3 separate regions of the Homo sapiens genome follow, and all the other regions are linked to region 1. A link is a contact called in ENCODE Hi-C data. All regions are on one chromosome and are shown on one strand. Each heading gives the region's core, a stretch centred on a gene start or an enhancer-like site at or near the end of the contact. The rest is flanking DNA. Distances are from core to core; before and after follow the strand shown. Region 1 holds the start of AP3S2 (adaptor related protein complex 3 subunit sigma 2). Region 2 holds the start of POLG-DT (POLG divergent transcript). Region 3 holds the start of FANCI (FA complementation group I).

What was found. A loop is a pair of places that touch in the nucleus more often than their neighbours do. Pooled maps may share reads with other maps.
Region 2: a loop to region 1 is called in a map of naive thymus-derived CD4-positive, alpha-beta T cell, with 6 times the contacts of the local background. The contact joins the promoter of POLG-DT here to the promoter of AP3S2 in region 1. A Hi-C loop is called at or near these places in 2 of 168 maps with a recorded cell type or tissue (both naive thymus-derived CD4-positive, alpha-beta T cell), 3 of 37 single-sample maps with no recorded cell type and 14 of 50 pooled maps.
Region 3: a loop to region 1 is called in a map of CD8-positive, alpha-beta T cell, with 12 times the contacts of the local background. The contact joins the promoter of FANCI here to the promoter of AP3S2 in region 1. A Hi-C loop is called at or near these places in 1 of 168 maps with a recorded cell type or tissue (CD8-positive, alpha-beta T cell), 2 of 37 single-sample maps with no recorded cell type and 7 of 50 pooled maps.

What each region holds. Positions count from the first base shown.
Region 1 is chr15:89,891,595-89,895,880 of GRCh38, reverse strand. It overlaps AP3S2 (adaptor related protein complex 3 subunit sigma 2), which reads left to right and starts at 1,887. Exons shown (of 6, transcript NM_005829.5): 1 at 1,887-2,000. The coding sequence starts at 1,932. The region is part of intron 5 of ARPIN-AP3S2 (ARPIN-AP3S2 readthrough); the gene reads left to right. ARPIN (actin related protein 2/3 complex inhibitor) reads left to right here. Exons shown (of 6, transcript NM_182616.4): 6 at 1-875. RefSeq lists enhancers at 605-1,352, 1,707-1,856, 2,849-3,598.
Region 2 is chr15:89,332,970-89,337,247 of GRCh38, reverse strand. POLG-DT (POLG divergent transcript) reads right to left here and starts at 2,761. Exons shown (of 2, transcript NR_186332.1): 1 at 2,394-2,761; 2 at 1,087-2,061. POLG (DNA polymerase gamma, catalytic subunit) reads left to right here and starts at 2,424. Exons shown (of 23, transcript NM_002693.3): 1 at 2,424-2,575; 2 at 3,335-4,152. The coding sequence starts at 3,494. POLGARF (POLG alternative reading frame) reads left to right here and starts at 3,439. Exons shown (of 2, transcript NM_001430120.1): 1 at 3,439-4,152. The coding sequence starts at 3,439. It overlaps TRR-TCG1-1 (tRNA-Arg (anticodon TCG) 1-1), which reads right to left and starts at 2,175; the gene lies at 2,103-2,175. RefSeq lists silencers at 239-408, 2,366-2,965 and enhancers at 1,216-1,265, 1,606-1,675, 1,686-1,785, 2,655-3,156.
Region 3 is chr15:89,241,738-89,245,712 of GRCh38, reverse strand. It overlaps FANCI (FA complementation group I), which reads right to left and starts at 1,734. Exons shown (of 38, transcript NM_001113378.2): 1 at 1,680-1,734. RefSeq lists an enhancer at 1,152-1,531.

The DNA of each region.
Region 1 (4,286 bases), core at 638-3,137:
AAAACTGGACTAGGCGTGGTGGCGGTTTGGGAGACTGAGGCTGGAGGATTGCCTGAGGCCAGCAGTTTGAGGTTACAGTGAGGTATGACTGTGCCACTGCACTCCAACCTGGGTAAGACCCTATCTCTGAAAAACAAACAAGCAAACCCCAGAACTCTGGCTGCAAAAGTAGTACATATTTCTTTGAAGGAAAAAAAGGAAAACTTGATAATCCTACCACCCAAAGATGTTTTTAAATCACTTATGTGGTACTCAGTTATGTGCCATGCACTGTCCAAGTGCTTACAAATATTATACTAACTCCCTTTGTGTTTATAACAACTGTCTGAAGTCAGTAGACTCATTTTCCAGTTTTCCAGTTTAGGAAACTGATATTACACCTTTTCTACAGATGGGGAAACTTGCCCAGGGTGCCCAGGCAGTCCGCAGAACCATGCTTTGAATCAGGGCAGTGTGGTTCCAGGGTCCTGTACAGATCAAACACCCTGACTCTGCCATTCCATCAGATACATGATTCATATTTTGGTGTATTTGCCTCCAATCTTGAGCAAAGTGGGTTGTCCCTGTACATACTTTGTGTAATCTTTTAGCTTAACAGGTGTCATGAACACTTCCGTATCATAAATCTTTCCCAGCATGATTTTTATTATCTATTTAATATTTCTCATATTCAATGTAGAACAATGCACTTAACCAATTTCTCATTTTTGTAATAATTTTCTTCCCATTTTCCCCTGTAATAACACTGCTGAGATATATATTTTTTTCTTCTTTTTTTTACTGTTCTGAAGATACTCTGGCAGAAATGTATGTTCCTCAGGCTAAATCTTTTCACACATCCACAATCATTTTATCATAAATTCTAGAGCTGGAAACGCTGAGTCTAATGTTTTATATATATATATATATATGTTATATATCTGTCACCCAGGCTGGAGTGCAGTGTGGTGTGATCTCAGCTCACTGCAACCTCCGCCTCCCGGGTTCAAGCCATTCTCCTGCCTCAGTCTCCCAAGTATCTGGGACTACAGGCGCGCGCCACCACAACCGGCTAATTTTTGTAATTTTAGTAGAGGCGGGGTTTCACCTTGTTGGCCAGGCTGGTCTCGAACTGCTGACCTCAAGTGAGCCGCCCGCCTCGGCCTCCCAAAGTGCTGGGATTACAGGCGTGAGCCACCGCGCCCGGACTGTTATATATTTTAAAGGCTTCTGATCCATATCGCCAAACAGTCCTCTGGATCGATTTGCATCTGTATCCGCTGCTCCATCTGCAGTATACGGACATGCTCCACTTCACCCACACTGGGTCATTAAAAGAACAAACAAAAATAAGAACTTGATCGATTTGGGATTTTAAATGGAAATGCACTAAAAATTCCTTAATTCCACCATTCACCGTCTACCATAGAGGAACAGCCCATCTGCACGGAGAGACAGCTACGTAATTCACTGCAGCATTATAATACTGAAAAATTAAAATGAACGAAATGTTCCATAACCGACGAACGGCCGAATGACCGGCGTCTCCACTCCGCGGAACGTTCTGCGAGCGCTAAGGGGATGGCGGGAGTGCATGATTTGGAGCGGGCGGTGAGAAAAGCAAGCTCCCGCCGCCTCTCCGTTTTGGCAACCCGGCTGACGGTCGTTTCGGCTTCTGGGGCCAGCCGTCGGTCTGGGCGAGGGACATAGATCCGGATTCGCATCCTGACTGGCCAACCAACGCTGGCCGAGGTGACCACTCTCCTCGGCATCCGCACCTGCCCTCCAAGGCGTCAGAGAGGCCGGACCCTTGGGTGCTAGGGCTCGTGAGCGCCGGGGCCAAGTTTCCGAGTGCCGCTCTCAGCAGCGCACCAACCGGAAGTGATCGTGTTGTGGCGGAAGGAGGAGCTTTCTGGGAGTAGCCGGTGCTGAGAGAACCGTGGCTGGCAAAGATGATTCAGGCGATTCTGGTTTTCAACAACCATGGGAAGCCACGGCTAGTCCGCTTCTACCAGCGTTTCGTGAGTGCGGCCCGGCTTCACCACGCCCCTTCAGGGCGCCCACTATGTCTTCCCTCCTCTTTGGCCTCTCGGCGCCCGGGGGCACCGCTCTTTGGTCACCTGGGGCTCCTGCACCGAGCATGACCCTCGCCCTACTTAAGCATTTAATCTAGGCGCAGGCTGGTGCCAGGCCTTCTGTCTCCCGCCCTACTGCCCCGCTCTCGCTGACCCTTTTCTTGATCCTGGCATTTCTGTGCCATTTTGTGACATTTTCCCGTGGGTCTCTGGGAACGAGATAGAAGCGACAGTGGGGAGTGTGCCTCGATGAGAACTTGAGTGATTGAAGTCACATTCTGTCATCTTTTTGGTTGTTGACCACAGTTTCATGAGGAAGAAATATTAAGTTTCTGAAAGTTTTTGTTATAGCCAGAACTGGAAAAGTTCTTTTTTTTTTGGAATTATTTTGCTTCAGTGTTGGCTGGGACTTTCCAGAGACTAGATACCCTTCACTCTTAGGGTTGAAGAAAATCAGTTTAAAAGTGGAAAAATGATGAGAAATTATAAATGCTGCCGCATAAGGGCTCAATAAGTGATTACGTAAATTTGAATTTTCCCAACACGTTCCTTTGCAAACACATAAACATCAGTATTTGCTTCCTGTCTTCGAAGATTATATTTCTTCATGGCAGGGTTTCAAAATGTTACATAATTGGGGGACTGGTGGAACTGAAGAGGGGAAAGAGCCAGAAAACGTGTTCAGGCTTCAGCTCCACCTTTTCTACTCTTGCGTCTGTTGACAAGTTAATAAACCCTTTTCAGACTTTTATTGTCTTTTGTCAATTAGAAATGAAAAAATAATTTTACTCCTTCATAAGATTTTTAAAGCTAGATTACATTTTATTAAGTAGATTACATCGAGGTAAAAATATGAGTATTCAGGCCGGGCGCGGTGGCTCACGCCTGTAATCCCAGCACTTTGGGAGGCCGAGGCGGGCGGATCACGAGGTCAGGAGATGGAGACCATCCTGGCTAACACGGTGAAACCCCGTCTCTACTAAAAATACAAAAAATTAGCCAAGCGCGGTGGCGGGCACCTCCAAGTCCCAGCTACTCAGGAGGCTGAGGCAGGAGAATGGCGTGAGCCCGGGAGGCGGAGCTTGCAGTGAGCCAAGATAGCGCCACTGCACTCCAGCCTGGGCGAAAGAGCGAGACTCCATCACACACACACACAAAAAAGTATATATATATATGTATGTATATGAGTATTCAGCGTAACTATTTGTATTTGCATTTGTGTGTATGCAAATTTCCCCCCTAGTTTTTTTCTAACAGGGTTACTGAGATAAAACTAACATGCCATACTGTTTACTTATTTATTTTATGTTATTTACTTATAGAGACGGGGTCTTTCTATGTTGCCCAGGCTGGTCTTGAACTCCTGGGCTCAAGCAATCCACCGGACTCAGCCTCCCAAAGTGCTGGGATTACAGGCATGAGCCACTGTGTCCGGCCCCAGTTTACTTATTTAAAGGGGACAATTCAGTGTTTTTTAGCATGTTCACAGAAGCTGTGTAACCATCACCACAATCAATTTTAGATCATTTTCATCACCCCAAAAAGAAACCTCTGCCCATTAGCAGTCACTCCCTATTTCTCCATGACTCTCCCAGCCCCAGAGAGTTTCTTTCCCTCTAAATTTGCCAGTTCCAGAATGGCAAATGGAATTTGCCTATTCCGTTGCCTATAAATGGAATCATAAATAAGTGGTTTTTTGTGTGTCTGCCATGTTTCATGTAGTATAATGTTTTCAAGATTCATCCATGTTGTAGCATGTATCTGATGTTCTTCATTTCTTTTATTGCTGAATAATATTCCATTATATGGATATGCCATATTTTGATTGTCAATTTATAAGTTGATATTTCTGCTTTTTGGCTCTTCTAATTAATGCTGCTATGAACATTCTTGTGCAAGTTTTTATGTGGACTTATGACTTCATTTCTCTTGGTTATATACCTAGGAGTAGAATTGCTGGATCATATGGTAACTGTGGTGAACATTTTGAGAAACTGCAAACTATTTGACAAATTTTCCAAGTGGCTGCACCATTTTACATTTCCATCAGCAATGTATAATGATTCCAGTTTCTTCACATCCCTGCCATTCGTTATTTATTTATTTATTTTTGGTTAAAGACATTTTAGTGGGTGTAAAGTGGTATCTCACTGTGGCTTTTTTTTTTCCCTCCGAGACTGAATCTCACTCTATCTCCCAGGCTGCAGTGGCGTGATCTCGGTTCACTGTAAC
Region 2 (4,278 bases), core at 1,512-4,011, 560 kb after region 1:
GCAGGAATCAGTATCAACCGTTTTTGTCCTTGTTGAAGATTCTAATTCCAGGACCAGGGCACTAGGCTAGTCTCAAGTAGTCTATGGGAGGAGCAGGCATCTTGATGGACATCTCCTGAGACTGAATCTCAGGAGAGGCCAATCAGGCCCAGCAACAGCAGCCCCTGTGGACAGTTGGGCCAGGGGTTCTTAGCTTTTTTGTGTCATAGACACCTTCTTAGAATAGTGTGTTTCTTTCTTTCTTTTTTTTCTTTTTTTTGTTGTTGTTGTTGTTTTGGTGGGGAGTGGGGAGATGGAGTCTCACTCTGCTGCCCAGACTGGAGTGCCATGGTGCAATCTCGGCTCACTGCAGACTCTGCCCCCCGGGTTCAAGAGGTTCTCCTCCCTCAACCTCCCAAGTAGCTGGGATTACAGGCGTGCACCACCATGCCGGGCTAAGTTTTGTATTTTTTTGGTAGAGATGGGGTTTCGCCATGTTGGCCAGACTGGTCTTCAACTCCTGAGCTCAGGCAATCCATCCACCTCAGCCTCCCAAAGTGCTGGGATTACAGGCGTGAGCCACTGAACCTGGCCTAGAGTAGTGTTTCTGTTTTTAATTTTTTTCTGTGAAATATGTTTTATTAATTTTTATTTCAATAGGGGTACAGGCAGTTTTTGGTTATATGGAAGAATAGTGTTTTTAAGCACATAAAACATGAAGGATTACAAAGGACACCAAAGGTATTCAAATATTAGGACAAATAGGTAAACTTATTAACTAACAGGATCTAGTGGCAGTCTAGTAACCCCTGTTATTTTGAAGTACAGATAAGTGCAAACAAATTTTGAAAAATGTGCAGCACTTGTAATGCGTTATGAAAATATCTGTGGTTGCTGGAGGGGACAAAGTCACAGGCACTGTTAATACCACTGTGGCTGACAGCCTATGCTCATAATTGGAGGAAATGCCAAGTATCAGTAGGCGGTTAGAAGAAACAAGATGAAAATGTTTTCCCCATTCAGGGACTCCCTGATTTAAGCTGAGAGCCTCTCCTTCCAGTATTTTGTAAAAGTCAACAGTTATGTGAAAAAAAAAAAAAAAACAGATGAATTTCTGATTGATTGTATTTTTTTGGCAAAACAAAAAAATCACAAACATTAAAACATTGTGTATATTAAGTACATCTAGAAAAGTGTATGCAAAATATTTCATATTTAAATAGAAGGGACCAGGGCTCAATGCTGCTTGGCCCGGGGCTTCTCTCTACCTCTCCACGTGGCGGGAGCAGGTGAGGGTCGGCATCAGCCCGCAGGGCCGGCGGAGGATTGTTTCCCTGCACCCCACTCCTTAAAAACGCGAAAGTCAACTTCTGTAGTCCGTTCACGGTGTCCTGGGATCCACGCTGGACGGTGGCGGCCGACTTTCAGCTTGACCTGAATTTTATTCCTAATCAGCTGTGTGATCTCGGTTGGTCCCAAACGTCTCTGAGCCTCCCTTTCATCTGTGCAGCTGGGCCTCCAGACCCCAACCCCCAGGCGGTGCTTAATCACGTAGACCTTATTCTGCGTGCACTTTACCACAGTTCACCAACCACCGAGCGCTGAGAGCTGTTGAAGCACCTGGAGCAACACAAGACGGATGCGGAGACTGGAAACAGCTGGGGAAGGGGACAAGCTCCAGCCGCGCTGTGGGCCGGAGGCTAGCATCTGCGGGCAAATTCAGGTTCAACGGAAGGCAACATTTTTACCCCTCAGAATTGCTCTGGACGAGGAGGCAGCACCGGATGGGCGAGGGAGGGAGCCTCGCTTTGGCTGCGAGCCCCAACTCTTGCCAACCATCAATTGAGTATAAATTGAGATTTCTGTACAGGATGCCCCTCCCTCTCCACTTTCCTCCACCTGCGTCGGGGTGCGAGAGACCTGGTACATTTTAGAAATGTGCCTCCGCTGAGACACGTAGGCGGGCAATCTCGCAGGGACTTGCTGGGCGTGGTTACTTCCGCGGATCTTGGCGTTCCCACATCTTTGAAGTGCGGTGGGAATCGGCGGCGACTACGTTCACATTGTCCCAATACTTCGTTCCTGAGGGAGGAATAAACTAAAAGTTAATCATAACCTCCCTTCGACCGCGGCAGGACTCGAACCTGCAATCTTCTGATCCGAAGTCAGACGCCTTATCCATTAGGCCACGCGGCCCGTCGGTTGTTACCGTCTCTTGAGCAACTTATAAAAACGTCACCTCCGCCCACCAGCTAGCTCGGGACCAATCCACCTGCTCCTTGAGAAGGGGAGGTTGGCCTTTGGTTCGCGCGTTCCGCAGGGAGAGCCCACCCAGAAGTCCCCCTTCTCCCCCCGCGGGCGGACCGCTCCATTGGCGGCCCTCCTATTGGTCGCGCTGGGAGTCTCCCGCTTGCCTCTCGGGTAGCCGCGGGACCTAGCTGGGTGCAGACGGGAAGTTGCGGCTGCCAGCGAAGCGGACCGGCCGGGTGGAGGCCACACGCTACCCCGAGGCTGCGTAGGCCGCGCGAAGGGGGACGCCGTGCCGTGGGCCTGGGGTCGGGGGAGCAGCAGACCGGGAAGCACCGTGAGGACCGAGGTTTCCGGCGGGGTCGGCGGCGGGGAGGCCGGGTCGCTGAGCGACGGCGCGGCCCCTCCCTCTCCAGTCAGGGAGCGAGGCCCGGAGCAGGGCGGCGGCTAGTCCCAGGGCGCACCGCGGCGCCTCTGCCGGGCGCAGGCGGGCGGCGGGGCGCACGGGGGTGGCCGCCGACTCCTCCTGCAGGACGCTCTCGGCCGGGTGGGCCGTGGTCCGGGTGTGGGTGTGGGTCCCGGGGGACGGCGGCCCACCCTGCGGGTTCGAATCCGGGCGCTGGCACCTCTCGACGCTAGGCCCGCGCCGGTCGCGGTAATGGCAGCCACCATTTGCCGAGCGCTTGCCAAGAGCAGGGCCGCACGACATAGGCGCCCTGTGTCCCCCAGACAGCAGCCCGGTGTGACAGGCAGAATCCGTAATCCCATTTTACAGAATAGGATATCAGGGCCTAAGGAGCTTTGCCCAAGGTCACACAGCTCGAGAGAGCCAGAAGCGGGGTTCAAAACCGCGTCGCCCTACTCCAGATACTGCTCTCTTACTCGCTGCCCTCGGCTTCCCCACGTGGGTTCACTGACGAAGTTGCGTGGACCCCGGTTCCCCCAGGAGGGGTATTGACGTTTCCCAAGTTTTGAGGCTTAACGGAAAATGCAACTGAAGCGCCTGGCACAGTGTTGGGGACGCAGTAAATGCTCAAGGAATGATGATTATGGATACACCTATTACATATATGGTAAAATAACGCTTTATATCATCTGTCTCCTTTAGGATTTGGGGTGGAAGGCAGGCATGGTCAAACCCATTTCACTGACAGGAGAGCAGAGACAGGACGTGTCTCTCTCCACGTCTTCCAGCCAGTAAAAGAAGCCAAGCTGGAGCCCAAAGCCAGGTGTTCTGACTCCCAGCGTGGGGGTCCCTGCACCAACCATGAGCCGCCTGCTCTGGAGGAAGGTGGCCGGCGCCACCGTCGGGCCAGGGCCGGTTCCAGCTCCGGGGCGCTGGGTCTCCAGCTCCGTCCCCGCGTCCGACCCCAGCGACGGGCAGCGGCGGCGGCAGCAGCAGCAGCAGCAGCAGCAGCAGCAGCAACAGCAGCCTCAGCAGCCGCAAGTGCTATCCTCGGAGGGCGGGCAGCTGCGGCACAACCCATTGGACATCCAGATGCTCTCGAGAGGGCTGCACGAGCAAATCTTCGGGCAAGGAGGGGAGATGCCTGGCGAGGCCGCGGTGCGCCGCAGCGTCGAGCACCTGCAGAAGCACGGGCTCTGGGGGCAGCCAGCCGTGCCCTTGCCCGACGTGGAGCTGCGCCTGCCGCCCCTCTACGGGGACAACCTGGACCAGCACTTCCGCCTCCTGGCCCAGAAGCAGAGCCTGCCCTACCTGGAGGCGGCCAACTTGCTGTTGCAGGCCCAGCTGCCCCCGAAGCCCCCGGCTTGGGCCTGGGCGGAGGGCTGGACCCGGTACGGCCCCGAGGGGGAGGCCGTACCCGTGGCCATCCCCGAGGAGCGGGCCCTGGTGTTCGACGTGGAGGTCTGCTTGGCAGAGGGAACTTGCCCCACATTGGCGGTGGCCATATCCCCCTCGGCCTGGTAAGTAGGGGCAGGGTTGGGGACATAAGCAGGCATGGGGGCCCAGCTTAATAGTTTGTTTCAGTGAACATTTTCTGAGGTCCTGTTACGGGCTGGGTGCTCACGTAGGGAGCGCTGATGTGTTGA
Region 3 (3,975 bases), core at 485-2,984, 650 kb after region 1:
CTACCTCCCTTTCATCACTCTGCTCCAGCCATGCAGAATTGCTTCCAGTCCTTCAAATCTCCAAGTTCTTTCTGCCACAGGCCCTTCCACATGTTTCCATCTGGAACTTAAATAAATATTCCTGCTTCCATCCACTGCCCCCCAATCTTTTATTACTAATTCCTACAAATCCTTCAGATCTTAGCTCAATCCACATCTCCTCAAAAGCTCAGTCTAGGCCAGGCGCAGTAGCTCACGCCTGTAATCTCAGCACTTTGGGAGGCCAAGGCGGGCGGATCACTAGGTCAAGACATCCAGACCTTCCTGGCCAAGATGGTGAAACCCCGTCTCTACTAAAAATACAAAAAAAAAAAAAAAAAAAAAAAAAAAAAAAAAAAATAGCTGGGCGTGACGGCACGCACCTGTAGTCCCAGCTACTTGTGAGGCTGAGGCAGGAGAATCACTTGAACTCAGGAGGCGGAGGTTGCAGTGAGCCGAGATCGCGCCACTGCACTCCAGCCTGGCAACAGAGGGAGACTCTGTCTCAAAAAAAAAAGAAAAGAAAAGAAAAGAAAAGCTCAGTATAGGTTGTTAAACGTTCCCCTAGTACATCCTCTCATGGCACCAGTAAACTCTCTTACATACTGTCACCAATTTTTAATATTACATGTGTAATTATCAGATTAACAAATGTTATCTCCCACTAGACTATAAGTCCCCTAAGGACACGGGCCGTAGCTGGTTTTGTTTATCATTGTATCTCCAGCACTTAGCACAGTACCTAGCTCAAACTAGGTAACAAATGTTTGTTGAACAAATTATTGAACCCCTATAATAGGGAAAACACTGAACCCAGCACTTTACATTCATTAACATGACTCCCACAACACCACCTACTAGGTAGGTGTAATATTAGCCCCATTTTAGATGAACAACTTTTGGGATTCAGAGATTAGGGAATTTCCCCCAAGATTAGAAGGCTACCAAGTGGCAGAGAGAGAAGTGAAACCCGAGTCTGTCCAGCTCCGGACTCCAAGATCCCATGCTTTGAACTACCGGATGCAAACAGGACACACCAACCTAAAAAGGTGTCCAGCCAGAAGGGGCAGGCGGCTTCGGAGGGGGATACGTTTAAATCAACCTAGGCACATTTGCTAAAATCATCCTAAAACCAGAGGTAAGACCAGAGGCGGGTGGCTGTGAATTCCCTGAACGCGAAGTAGATTCCTTGCCAAGAGACGCTGGGGAGCATCAGAGATCTGAAGCCAAGATCCGAGAATGGCAGAGCCCCGCCGGCGGGAAACGCCGCGGCCTTCCCTTCCGGGTTCTTCAGTTAACAAGCCGTGAGCGCAAATACAAAAACTATAACACGAAGCAGCTGGTGATGGAGACCGCGACCGGACAACAAATGCAAAGCAAGGTTAAGGGAAATTTCTCAGAAGTAAGAGCTCACCCTCGGCCAAGGGGGAAGAATTTAACAGAAGGGGCTCCGACTGAGGCACACCCCTAGGAGGGAACCGCGAAAGCTGAGGCAGGCGGCGGGAGACAGCGGAGCGCGCCTACTTTCCACGCCAGAGAAAATACCAGAACGCCAAGTCAGGACAGGAGCCTCCTTTCCCCCACAGAACCGCTCCCTCCCAGGGGCCCAGTCCCACAGCCCGAGCACCTCGCGAGCCGCTCTGCAGTCACCTCGGCCTCACCTCCGCCACAAACTTCCAAAAAGCCCGCTCAACCCAACGCCGCCACACTTCCGTTACCCGTAACAACAAGATCCGCCCCCGCGGCTCACTTCCGCCGTCCGGGTACCTGCGGGCGGGGTGTACCATGAAGACTGAAGGGGTGCCGGGAAGCGTGCGGGAGCGTCCCAGCTCACAGTCGGAGGGGGGCGCTGCCTGTCCGAACTCGCGCTAGGGACCGCCGATGAGCACGCGCGGTGGGACCTGAGCGTGCCCAGCGCGGTGTCCCGACAGGTTCAGCTTCCCTCCTGTCCTGTTGAGGGAGTAGTCAGTGCGGGAGGGGACTCACAATTGGTGGCCCCGCAGGTCTTGGCACTGGAAAAGCCTGGAAGGCAGAGGCGGATTTCATACTCCACCTTGTGCCAAGGGACGGTAACCCCTCAGATGTAAGCCCCCTGTGGCTAGGGGTCTTAATGGACTTTTGGGAGTTGTGGTTTTTGTTTGTTCTCTGTTTTGTTTTGTTTTGCGCTCCCCTTGCGTAACCCCAGCGTTTATTGCATAGCCTGGCAAAAGCAGCGAATATTTGTTAAATGAACAACTGACAGTGGGGCGAAGACCGACAGAGGGTGGGCCGAGATTCTATTTTGGGTTGAGGGAGCACCTTGCGCAAAGGGTCTGAGAGCAACGAGCAAGCAACAGAGCCCCTGGCCAGTTCAGAAGGCGAAGGTGCTCGGTGGGAGTGGGAAGGCAGGGGTTTCTAACTCCTTTTCATATTGGGGGCAGTGGGGAACCGCTGAAGGGGAAGGACATGACTGTGTTCGCATTGTAGACTGCTGTCTCGGGCAGGTGAGGACCGCAGAAACTGTTGAAAAGAGATGAGCCAGGTGGGGCGGACCGAAGGCAGGACCCCCCTTAGAAGACTGTAAGTTGTCCCAAAGATAGGTGGTGGTGGCCCAACCTTGGCAATGGGGACAGAAAGGAGTGGACCGCATGTGAAAGAGATTAGGAGGTAGAGATTTAGGAAGCCCAAATATCCGGATTTGAGGGGGTGTGGGCGTTGTTGAGGAATGTTCAGGCTTGAGCGACTGGGGTTGGGGGGCGGGGAGTTAATCCTGCAGTTGACTAACACAGGGAGCACAGGAAAAGGATGATGGGGTGATGATGAGCCCTTCAGAGTTGGACGCACCAAATTTGAGGTGCCTGTGGGATGGCAAGTGAAGGAATGCTAAGATCAGGGAGCATTTCAGTCTGGAACCTGACTCGACTCCCAGCCCTCGGGGGTAGAACGGGTCTACATGGCCAGTTATTGAAGAAACAGAGCTATTGGAGGAGAATGGTTCCTCTCAGCTGTCTAGACCTGCTCCTTGCTTGTGACCCTTCAGCATTTTTTTCCTTCTACATTTCTGTCCCAATACTGAGCTGTGATGTTTAACTAAAACACGGCAGCTTGAGGTAGAAGATGATTCCTGAAAGGAATCCTTTACCTTGCCAAGGAAGTAGATGACTTTGCCTCATCTCCCCACAAAATCTCCCAGGCTGCTTCTGGGATTCAGCCATGAATCTGTGGGTCTGGGTAGCTAGAACAAGCTCATTAGCCTCTCCGAGCCTCCACTGGCGCATCCCAGACGTACTTACTGAATTGCCTGTGTGTCTACCCACTGGCATTGATGCCTCAGGGTTCTTGTCTCCTCTTGTTGCACGAATGCATCATCTGTGTTTTCCATTTGCATTAATAAGTGTTACATATGCAAAAGAAGAGAAGAACAGATTCATTCAGATTAACAACAACGGTTTTTCACCCTGGTGCAGGCTTCCTTAACTAAGGAGCAAATCTTATCCGTCTGGTTCACTGACTAGACACTATACACTGAGAAGCTAGTGATACACTGATTCTAGAAAATACATCCAGTTAAAAACAGGTTTACAGTAATGGAACTAAATGTTCTTCAGACCTTGTCAATAGTACTTGTTTATCTTAACAACATTATAGCTACTAATATTTACAGGAGTCCAGAGAAAAAGTACAAATGGAAGCCCCTTACCATTCCCAACTCAGTCCTACAGTGTGAGGTCTCAGGCTTCCTATGCCTGCATGTGGACACCCAGCCTGAAGATCCACACCATGAGTCCCCCACAAAGCTGCCCTGTAGCCACCCTTTGGGTCTAGGGCTGTACATACTAGCAGGTCCACTCTAGGAAGGGTGGACCTAGGAAAAGGCCTATCTGGGCCCTGGAAGCAAATTTGAGGATGGTTAAGTAGGTACCTAGAGCATGATCTAAAGGAAGGTGGGTGGGCACATCCTCTGGACTCTGGGCAGAG